2 separate regions of the Homo sapiens genome follow, and region 1 is linked to region 2. Evidence: read pairs that join two places in POLR2A ChIA-PET (ENCODE). Cell type or tissue: OCI-LY7. All regions are shown on one strand. Region 1 overlaps UVRAG (UV radiation resistance associated). Region 2 overlaps UVRAG (UV radiation resistance associated).

Region 1 (5,000 bases), 240 kb before region 2:
AGGAGGCGGAGGAGGAAAGAAAAAAAGAGAAGAGAGTACAGAGAGAAAAAGGGAAGAGGGCCTAAGATGGGGCCATGGAGAAGCTAGAAGCAGAAAGCCAGGAGAGGGCAGTCCTGTGGAAGATAACAAGGAAGAGTGTTTCAGGAAGGCAGGAATGGCCAGCAAGGCCAGGTGCCACTGAACAGGATAAGGATGAAAAGTGACCTTTGAGTTTGGGTCTATGTTTAGAATTCGGTAGGCACCAAGCTAGATAAAAGGAATTTCAGTATACTCATAGAACTAAAAATCAGACTGGAGTGAGTTAACTAGGAATTGGAGAAATGAAACAGAAACAGACCTGTAAGCATTACAGAAATTAAATCAGTAGTTAAAAATCTACACTCTCCCCAGCAACAAACAAAAAACAGTAGTTTTTTTCTAGGTTCTACCATACCTTTAAGATAGAGATACTTCCTCCTATCTTATATGAACTGTTCTGGAGAATAGAAAAGAAGGTAAAGATCCTCAATTTATTTTATGAAGCTCTTATAACCTCATCATGTTTGCTCAATTCTAACCAAAATCAGACAAGGATTTTATGTGAAAGAAAAACTGTAGGCCAGTCTCATTTCAGTTTGCAGATGGAGACATTCTAAAATATTAGCCAAGGAATCCAATAATGTAGGAAAAAATAATACACATGACCAGGGGGCAAAGATGGTTTAACATTAGAAAAATGTAGTGTTACCTCAACAGATTCAGAATAAACATGGTAAAATTCAAAATACACATATTCATGATTAAAAAACAACTCTTAGTAACCTGAGAACAGAAAAATTCTTCCTTCTGCTAATGCAGGATATCTACCCCAATCTACAATAAATATAATACTTAATGGTGAAAAATTAGAAGCATTCTCTTTGAAGTCAGAAGACAAGGATACCCACTATCACTGCTCCTGTTCTGTAATAAAACATAGTAAGACAAGAAAAAGTAACGAAGTTATAAAAATAGAAACAATACCATTATTCACTAAAAATATGATTGTATACACAAAAAATCCAAGAGAATCGAAACAAACTATTGTAACTAATGTTAGCCAGAACACACTCTCAAAATACTAAAAATCAGTGCTATTCCTGTACATCAGCCAGAAAATGTTAACTATTATAATAAAAAAATTTACAACAGCAACCAAAACTGTAAGCTAATAGGACTAAGTATATCTAATAAAAGATGCATAGACTTTTATGAAGAAAATTATAAACCTCATGGAGGTATGTTTTAAAAAAGCAAGCGATGTAACATGTTCATAGTTAGGAAGACCCAATGTCATAAAACTGTGAAATCACTCAAAGACTCAAGTCAAGAAAAGCCAAGAGTTTTGAAGAAGAGCCTTCCCTAACAGATATTTCCCTAACAGATATGGAGGTTAGCTTTTCCCTAACAGATATCAAGAAAATTGGAGGTATTTTCCTTTTCTGTTCCTATGAAGGAACATGGCTTTAGGAGTTAACACTCTTGGCTCTCTCCATCCTCTCACTCTCTCAGAGGAGGAGGGACTTTCCTGATTGGTGAATCTAGAGGGCAAAATAGCAACTGGGTATTCTTGGCTCAGCCCTATCTGGGCTCCTGAAGAAAAGTCACCTGATCGCTGTCTGCCAATGTAGTTAAGGGCCTGCCTCTGTAGGGAAAGCCTATGGCTCTCCAGTTTACATTGTGATTATGAGGATAAGTTCAATTTTGAGTGACATCTTTGCAAGCCCGTTTTATTTCAGATCTAAAGCCCCATTTTCCAAGTAGCTTTATCAATAGTAAAATGGACATTTTGATTTTTATTTCATTCTCAAATCTCAACAACACTTTTAGAAATTACATCTTACAATAATTAAAAATGTCATACTAATCGATGGCTAGCCAAATAAAGCAACAGAACAGAATAGGGATCCTGGAAATGGATCTCTATGGATAAGCGAACTTGGTTTACAAAAGAGATGCCATTATCATCAGTGGAGAAAAGACAGACACTTCAGTAAATGGTTCAGGGACAATCTGCTATCTGTACTGAGCAAGATTCATTTAGTGTGATTAATTAGTGTTGTAGGTTGCCAATTTTCTCATTATTTTAGGTTATTTACCATTGTGTTAGAAAACCTCTTCATGAATTCTGTGCCTTGTTTCCAACTGGACCACAAATCTCTTGGGGACAGGGCTTGAGCTTTCTCATCTCTCTAAAGCACCTATCACAGAGCTTTACACAGAGACAAGCTAAATAAATACCTGCTAGCTCACTTTTATTATTCTTATTACTTTACTTTAAAACTTAATTCCTCTCTCATATTCCTGAAGGCATCCGGGTCCATATCAACACCAAGCTTTAATAATTATTTTGATGTTTTGAGTGGAATTCTTTAAACAGTTGTGTATTTGCTTAACAGGAGTCCTATCTAAGACCAGACATCTGGAACTTGCCGTTTTGAAAATCAAAGTAAAGACCAACCACAGTTTTTTTACTTTTCTGAAGGCACATCAGCAGAGCAAATCAAATTTCAGAGAGGTAGAATTTCAAATCCACACAGCAGATGATGAGAAAAATACCTGGAATCAGAAGCCAGTGCTGCCCCCAGCTGTCTAACTCTACAGGCCTGCTTTCCAGGCACGTGATTTTGTAAGTTACTGCCCACTACCCAAGGATTCAAACTTCAAGAATTACTAAATGGATACAGCCAACAACTTTCCATTTAGGTCAAGTGAATGAATCTAATGTCTTCTTTCTATCAGACTTCCCCTCTCTCCTTCTCTTTTCAAAGGTCCATGTCTATCCTGACGGAGCACTTTCAGCAGCAGCTTGCCCTCACGGTTCAACAGGTACTGACACCACACACAAGAAACATTTCAGAATGTACCTACTGGTCTCAAACTAAGTCCTGACCCCCTGACCTATTCCTTATCTGCTTTCTTCCTTTAATGCTCACAGCCATGGTCCTGATGCTCATTCTATAATCAGGCCCTTCACCTGTTCTTTGGAAAGGTCCAAGGGGCTCTGGGTCTCCCTTACCATGAATCATACTGGCTGTCTTCCAGTTTGTCTCAGCAATGCCCTCAAGGGCTCCTTGCTCAGCCACCTTCCCAAAGTTCAAGCAATATCCCCTTGGCCCCTCCTCCCTCCAAGGGGGCTACATCCTCCTTAGCCAGACGGGAGCTTAGATCTCCCCAACTGTGATGGCGCCTTTCATTTTCCTCCCATATCTCATTACAGAAGAAAACTCAGAGGCAGGTGTGGAGCAATGTGGAAGTCAGAAAAGATTTTCAGGATCCTATCCACATTACAGTTTCTGGTTATCAGAGATAAAGGTACTCACCACCTGACCATTAGTCCATGCTCCATGAAGTTTTTCAGGTTGGGAAGGGTTTGCCGCAAGTCTGGAGTCCCTAGTCCATGTTGATATCTTAGCTGTGAAGGTGAAAAAATAGAATTAAAGATATTTTGGCAGATTATAAGCTTCGGAAAAATGAACCACTAAACAAGTTATTTTTTTGAACTCTAAAAGAGGAAATGTAAATGTTTGATACTATTATCAGCCTCACAGTACTTTCCACTTACTGGGTATTTGACATATAGATAAGCACGTGTATGAGTATGCACACCCACTTAAATTACGATGGTATTTAAGGTAGCCTCTTCATCTACTTACTGTTCTCTTGCCCCCTAAACTTAGAGAAGACTAAGAGTGACCAACTGTGGAATGAGGATATTTCAAAGACCCCTGTATCTAGCCTTCTTTTCTACCCCCAGACCCTGGTAGGGTTTGCTAACACCAACTCCAGGGACATATACCAGAAAACCAGTGTTTCTTTTTAGATATTGCCAGCTTCCATTCAGCCCTCCCCTTTGTATAAACAAGGGTAAGGACCATCTTGTATTCATCTCTGACTCCAATAGTGTCTGGCATAGTGCTGGTACTTATTCAATGCTTATTAAACAAATACATTGCAACTCACTTTTGACAGAGGCTGTGCTCTGTATTTCTCTTGAGTCTCTAACGTTCCTCTTTGTCCAGACCAGAGCACATAGCTGGAGAGGTGGTACAGGGAAACTGCTGGTTTGTGGGCTAGATCTGCCCTTTGTTTGATTTATTTCTGGTAGAGGCCAATTTTCTAAAATTAAGTGTCCTTCTGAGTACTCTGGATAAGTTGCTAATGGTTTTCATCGGTCTGTTCTTCACTTCCTTTCACTGTGTCTCTGAGTATCACCATTTGCTTCCGTAACTGACCATAAAGGAGAGCCGAAGTAAGTGGATGTGCATATTCTCACACATGCTCATCCACACATCAAACACACAGTAAGTGGACAACACAGCTCTGCAAAAATGTGTTTTTCAAATGACATATTACACATGAAGAAAGTTTATAGACTTTATAAAATGTATGTCTGTGTACAAATGTGAAGGGGCATCGGTCTTAAGGTTTAACTCTTTTAGCACTTAAATTTAAGAGTGGCTAAGTCAAACTTTTAAATATATCCCTCTCTTAAAGAATAAAACCACAAATCATGTGAATAGAAAGCAGGCCTTCAGAGTAAGACAACAGGGGGCATAAATAAACACCTACTAAAAACAGTCAGTTTTCTTTTGTTTGACTCTAGAATTCAACTGATTTTTCTCTGCTTGAGTGATACTTAGAGAAAGAGTTCACTCTCACTGATTCTGGGCTTTTTAAGAAAAACCTCCAAACATAACTGGGTCTCCTGAATGGTTTGAATGAATACACACATAAAGTAAGGATGTAGAAACATACAATGTTAAAACTAAAAGGTATCTTGAATATTATTTCAGCCAATCCTTTTCTTTTGCAGATGGGAAAACTGAACCCCAGAAAGGGGAAGTAAATTATCCAGGGCCGCATGGTTCAATGGCAAAGATATTATCAGCCAGGGCCTCCTTTTCACAAACCATGCTACTCTCTACCACCTACCCCAAAGTCTGAGACGAAAACTGGTAACAATACTTGAGAAAGCAGAA
Region 2 (5,000 bases):
ACTGCACGTGGCCAGTTTTGGCATTCTTAAAGGAAGCAAGGACATAATTCAAGAGCCAGGCCCAGGTCCCATCCATGACTAAAAAATGTCCCTCTCCACACTGAGGACCACAAAAGGGCTATACCCCTAAACAGCATAAGTGAAACTAAACTAAATCCACCAAATCCCTACACACAGATGTCTGTAGGGAAAGTTGCCATGACAGATGAGAGGAGAACCTTCCTTGGAAGAAGAAATTACACAGAATGCAGCAGAGATAAAAAGACCAATATGAAAAAAAAAAAAAAGGTTTAAAAACATGGATGACAGAGTAAAAAGATCTGATACGCATTTAGCAAGCAGTCCAGAGAGAGAAAATGGATTAAGGAAGGAGGCAAGGAATTATTTAAAGAGATAAGTAGCAATTTCCTAGACTGATTAAAAAAAAAAAAAAACTAATTCACAGGTTTAAATACGTAACAGGTCCTAAGCAAGATAAATAAAACCATATCAGAACACATAAAACCAAGTAACTGACAACCAAGAAATCCACCCAATGAAAATACTCTTCACAAATCAGAGTAAAATGAATACATTTTCAGACAAAAAAACTTGGGAGTGTGACACTAACATATGCTCACTAAAGAAAATCCTAAAGGATGCACTTTAGGCAAAGTGAACTCAGAACATTTTTGCTGCAAGAATGAATGAATAGCAAATAAATGGTACCTATAAGAGTAAATCTAAAGAAGGGGTATGATGTCTGACATGATAAAATGAGTAGCTCAGCAAATTTTTCCCCCAAAAAGCAACAGTAAAACTGGACAAAATTCACAATCCACTGGCAGAAGTTACTGGCTTGAGGTATCTAAGCATAAAGTCACGAATCACTGGGTGACCACTAAGCTATGCAGACATAGGAGTAATCACTAGAAACGTGGATGGGCTTGGGAACAGCAGCAGACCGTCACCCAAACAGAACCACTGGCTTGTGGAATGGCTTTAAAGAATCACGTAGCTTCAGCCTTTCCTCTGAAAAATGAAGAGAGCTGACAGGCAGAGTGGTAGAGAGGAAAGTGCTATAATGAAGCCACGTTGTTGAACTGCATAATTCCCTGTGTCTCAGAATCTTCAGTTATAAAACTATCACCTCACAGGGTTTTTATGAAGCTTGAACAGAATAGTAATAAAAAACTAATTACAGCAATAGCTACTATTTTAATACTTACTAGTGACAGTCACTATATAAAGTATTAATAATAGATAAAAAGGGCATAGAGAATGCTTATTCTAGCACATACAAATATTTAATCTGCTGAATAAGCCTTGTTAATCCTAACAATAAATCCACATGAAGTAAATAAGACAATTTGTTAATTCTAATAGTTAAGACGAAATACCATATTTCATCAAATCCAAGACATCACCAATCATAAAATGCATCATAATTGTATATACAACCAAAAAGAACTGGTTTTAAGATGCATCTAGATTGTGCAGGAATGTTAAATTGTGAAAAATTAAAAATCAATAAAACACAGAAACTGAGTCTTCTTGCCTAAGGTCACTTAGTAAAAACAGTATCAGAATTTGAATCTAGTTCTCTAGAATTTGTCTCATGTTCATTTTGTGTGTGTGTGTTGTTGTTTTTTTTTTCTCTTTCTACCAAATTACAAAAGACAGAATTTAGAACAAAGGCGGGCTAAAGAGAATGTCAACAATTTCCTTATTTTATATCTCACAGCCAGAGGCAGAAAAGGAAGAAAGAACTCTGCCCTCTGCCTATGCCCTATTCTCTGAGAGAAAGAACTGGGGAGACTCCACAGGTCTCACACTTGCTCTTGCTGCTCCATCACCAGACTCTACAGCTGACTAGAGCTGAGACAAAACAAACGACTAAACATAATAGCAAAGCCTAGACCACTACTACAAGAATGAAGCATTCATTACAGATTAGCTAAGAAGGAACTGGCCCTTCACTGGTTCACCCAACTGTCCACCGAGGACGCTGAGAAAACTGTAGCTAGGAATGCTGGGGAAAAGCCTTCTAGCCTGCAGCCTGAGGATGTGCCTGCTCCCCTGGAACTGAGTACCCTTCACCAACTCTACCTTACATGAGTAATGGCAATCATTTGTGAGCCATTTACTACATGCTGAGCACTATACCGGATTTAATTTAACATGAACTACAGGACAAACAAGCAAGCTGCGTACAACATAGAAAGAGACAAAATGAGGGCTTCCTCTAGCTTACATATGCTAGGAATGAAAGCAATAAAAGGGACCTTTGAATTTGCCTAGTCCACCTCAAGTTCTGAAATGAGGAAGCTGAGAGCCTCTGGTGGGACCCCCTCCCTGCCTCTACCCCCACCCATTCTTTTCCTGGTTAACGTTTCTCTGACCACTAGGTTTCAGTTCAAACATCTCTTCCTCAGAAGCCTTCCCAATTCTCTTTAACTGTCAGCCTTCTCTGCCTGCCACCGACTGCGAGGATGGGGCTTTTTTTGCTATTGTTTTCCCAAGTAGATAATACAGTAACCTGGAGACAAAGTAAGTATTCAAATATTTGCAGAATTAAAAAAAAAAAACTATTCCTGGCACTTTGCTGCAACAAGACCTAATCACTTTGGGGTCAAAAATATTAAATTTAAGGCCAAGACCAGAAAGCATAGCTTAAGATTCATTTGGAAAAAGTGATTCGCTTTCTCACCTAATATGAATCATGCTTTATAAATAGAGAATAAAAACCATTTTACTCATTTTTACTACTGGTATAATTATTACAAGAAAGGGGGAACAATGAAAGCTGTGTGTTCACTGATGTCCATGGGGCTGGCTGCCGCTCCTCTATGCTCCCATAGGAACCTGTGAGTGGTTAACTTTCTTACGGCACCTGGCATGACACATCACCATCACTGATTTTTTTGCCTGTCTTCCCCTCCAGAACGTGAGCTCCTCAAAGGCAGGGATTTCTACTAGCGTATTTATCCTCTACAATATCCAGCACCATTACCAAAGGTTCAGTGTGCCAGGTACTATACTACTAATTTGACTATATATTCTTACTTAATCTTCATGAAACTCAAGAGTCCTGTGAAACAGACAGCACTATCCCAATTTTTCAGGAGAAGCTGATGCTAAGAATTATTAAGTCACTTGTCTAACGTCATATGGTTGGTTATATCTGGAACAGGAAGACAAAGTCAATATCTGACACTGACTCTAAAATCATGCCAGCAGGCCGGGAGTGGTGGCTCACACCTGTAATCCCAGCACTTTGGGAGGCTGAGGCAGGCAGATCACAAGGTCAGGAGATTGAGACCAGCCTGGCCAATATGGTGAAACCCCACCTCTACTAAAAAATACAAAAATTAGCCGGGCGTGGTGGGGCGCGCCTGTATCTCAGCTACTCAGGAGGCTGAGGCAGGAGAATCGCTTGAACCTGGGAGGCAGAGGTTGCAGGGAGCCGAGATCGCACTACTGCACTCTAGCCTGGGCGACAGAGTGAGCCTCCGTCTAAAAAAAAAAAAAAAAGGCAGCATTAGATCACTTTTGTATACGAGGAAGGCCATGTTGTGGGGACTGTCTAAAGTAAGAATAATGGAGCCTTATGTCCCAGGCAGCCCCTGAAGTTCGAATATAATATAATCATTAATGTTCCTCATGATAACCTTGACTTGTTGAGAAAAGGTTGAATAATCTTCCCCTATTTAAGAAAGGGGAGAGGAAGGAAATCCATTAAAAGGTAATATGGATATGAAAAACTCAAATGGTAATATTTTACTAAACTGGAATTCAACAGACCACCAACTCCACTTATCCTTGAACAGTCAAAAAGAAGATGAAAAAGAGCTTGTTAACTATCAAGTTAGATCAAATATATCCCATCAATTTTTTTAAAAAGACTCCAATACTTGTTCGGGATTTGTTTATTCCTAATTGGCATTAACTGGTATGATTTTCCAGAACAAGTGCTCCACAACATAAATATCATAATACCATATTAAACTAAACTAAAACCACAACATAATACCATAATCCCACCAGAATGGCTAAAACTTGAAAGATAGATAATACCAAGTTTGGGCAAGGATAGAGCAACTAAAAATCTCACACTGCTGGTAAGATGTAACTGGTACAAATGCTTGGGAAAATTATTTGGCAATATCTACTAAAGCTGAACATAACCTACAACCCAGCACTTAATTCCACTTCTAAGTACCTACCTCAGAGAAAGGCACACATATGTTCAGCAAAGGATATGTTCATTAGAATTAGTGAACTACTATATACAACATGAACGAATCTCACAAATATTATGCTGAGCAAAAGAGCAGATGCAGTCCGGGCGCGGTGGCTCGTGCCTGTAATCCGAGCACTTTGGGAGGCCAAGGTGGGCGGATCACTTGAGATCAGGAGTTCGAGACCAATCTGGCCAACATGGTGAAACCCTGTCTCTACTAAAAATACAAAAAAAAATTAGCCTGGTATGGTGGTGCACACTTCACCTACTTGGGAGGCTGAGGTGGGATAATCACTTGAACCTGGGAGGCAGAGGTTGCAGTGAGCCAAGATCCCACCATTGCACTCCAGCCTGGGCAACAAGAGCGAGACTCTGCCTCAAAAAAAAAAAAAAAAAAAAAGGGCATATGCCATGTAAAAGTTCATAACCAGGCAGAACTAAGCTATGGTGTTAGAAGTCAGAAGAGAGGTTCTCTCTGGGAAAAGGTAGTGACTGAAAAGCAAGAGATAGGCCGGGCGCAGGGGCGCATGCTTGTAATCCCAGCACTTTGGGAGGCCGAGGTGGGCGAATCACCTGAGGTCTGGGGTTCGTGACCAGCCTGACTAACATGTTATGATGAAACCCCATCTCTACTAAATATAAAAAAATAGCCAGGCATGGTGGCACATGCCTGTAATCTGAGCTACTTGGGAGGCTGAGACAGGAGAATCGCTTGTACCTTGGAGGCGGAGGTTGCAGTGAGCCGGGATCGCGCCATTGCACTCCAGCCTGGGCAACA

What was found. Peaks named below come from ENCODE experiments on the same cell type or tissue, not always from the same donor. Only the 100,000 strongest peaks of a DNase experiment are listed, where the experiment ranks them.
Region 1: POLR2A ChIA-PET joins it to region 2 with 5 read pairs; 2 of 35 experiments call an interaction of 5 or more read pairs at or near these places.

Annotation. Positions count from the first base shown.
Region 1 is chr11:76,114,357-76,119,356 of GRCh38, reverse strand. UVRAG (UV radiation resistance associated) reads right to left here. Exons shown (of 15, transcript NM_003369.4): 14 at 3,342-3,433. Among named protein-coding and RNA genes, the nearest start is that of WNT11, 90 kb to the left of the region's middle. In OCI-LY7, no CTCF peak of the experiment used is centred here; no DNase peak of the experiment used is centred here.
Region 2 is chr11:75,870,905-75,875,904 of GRCh38, reverse strand. All of the region lies in intron 3 of UVRAG (UV radiation resistance associated), which reads right to left. Among named protein-coding and RNA genes, the nearest start is that of UVRAG, 58 kb to the right of the region's middle. RefSeq lists an enhancer at 1,829-2,330. In OCI-LY7, no CTCF peak of the experiment used is centred here; a DNase peak (open chromatin) is centred at 2,294; H3K4me3 peaks cover 1,120 bases; H3K27ac peaks cover 1,582 bases.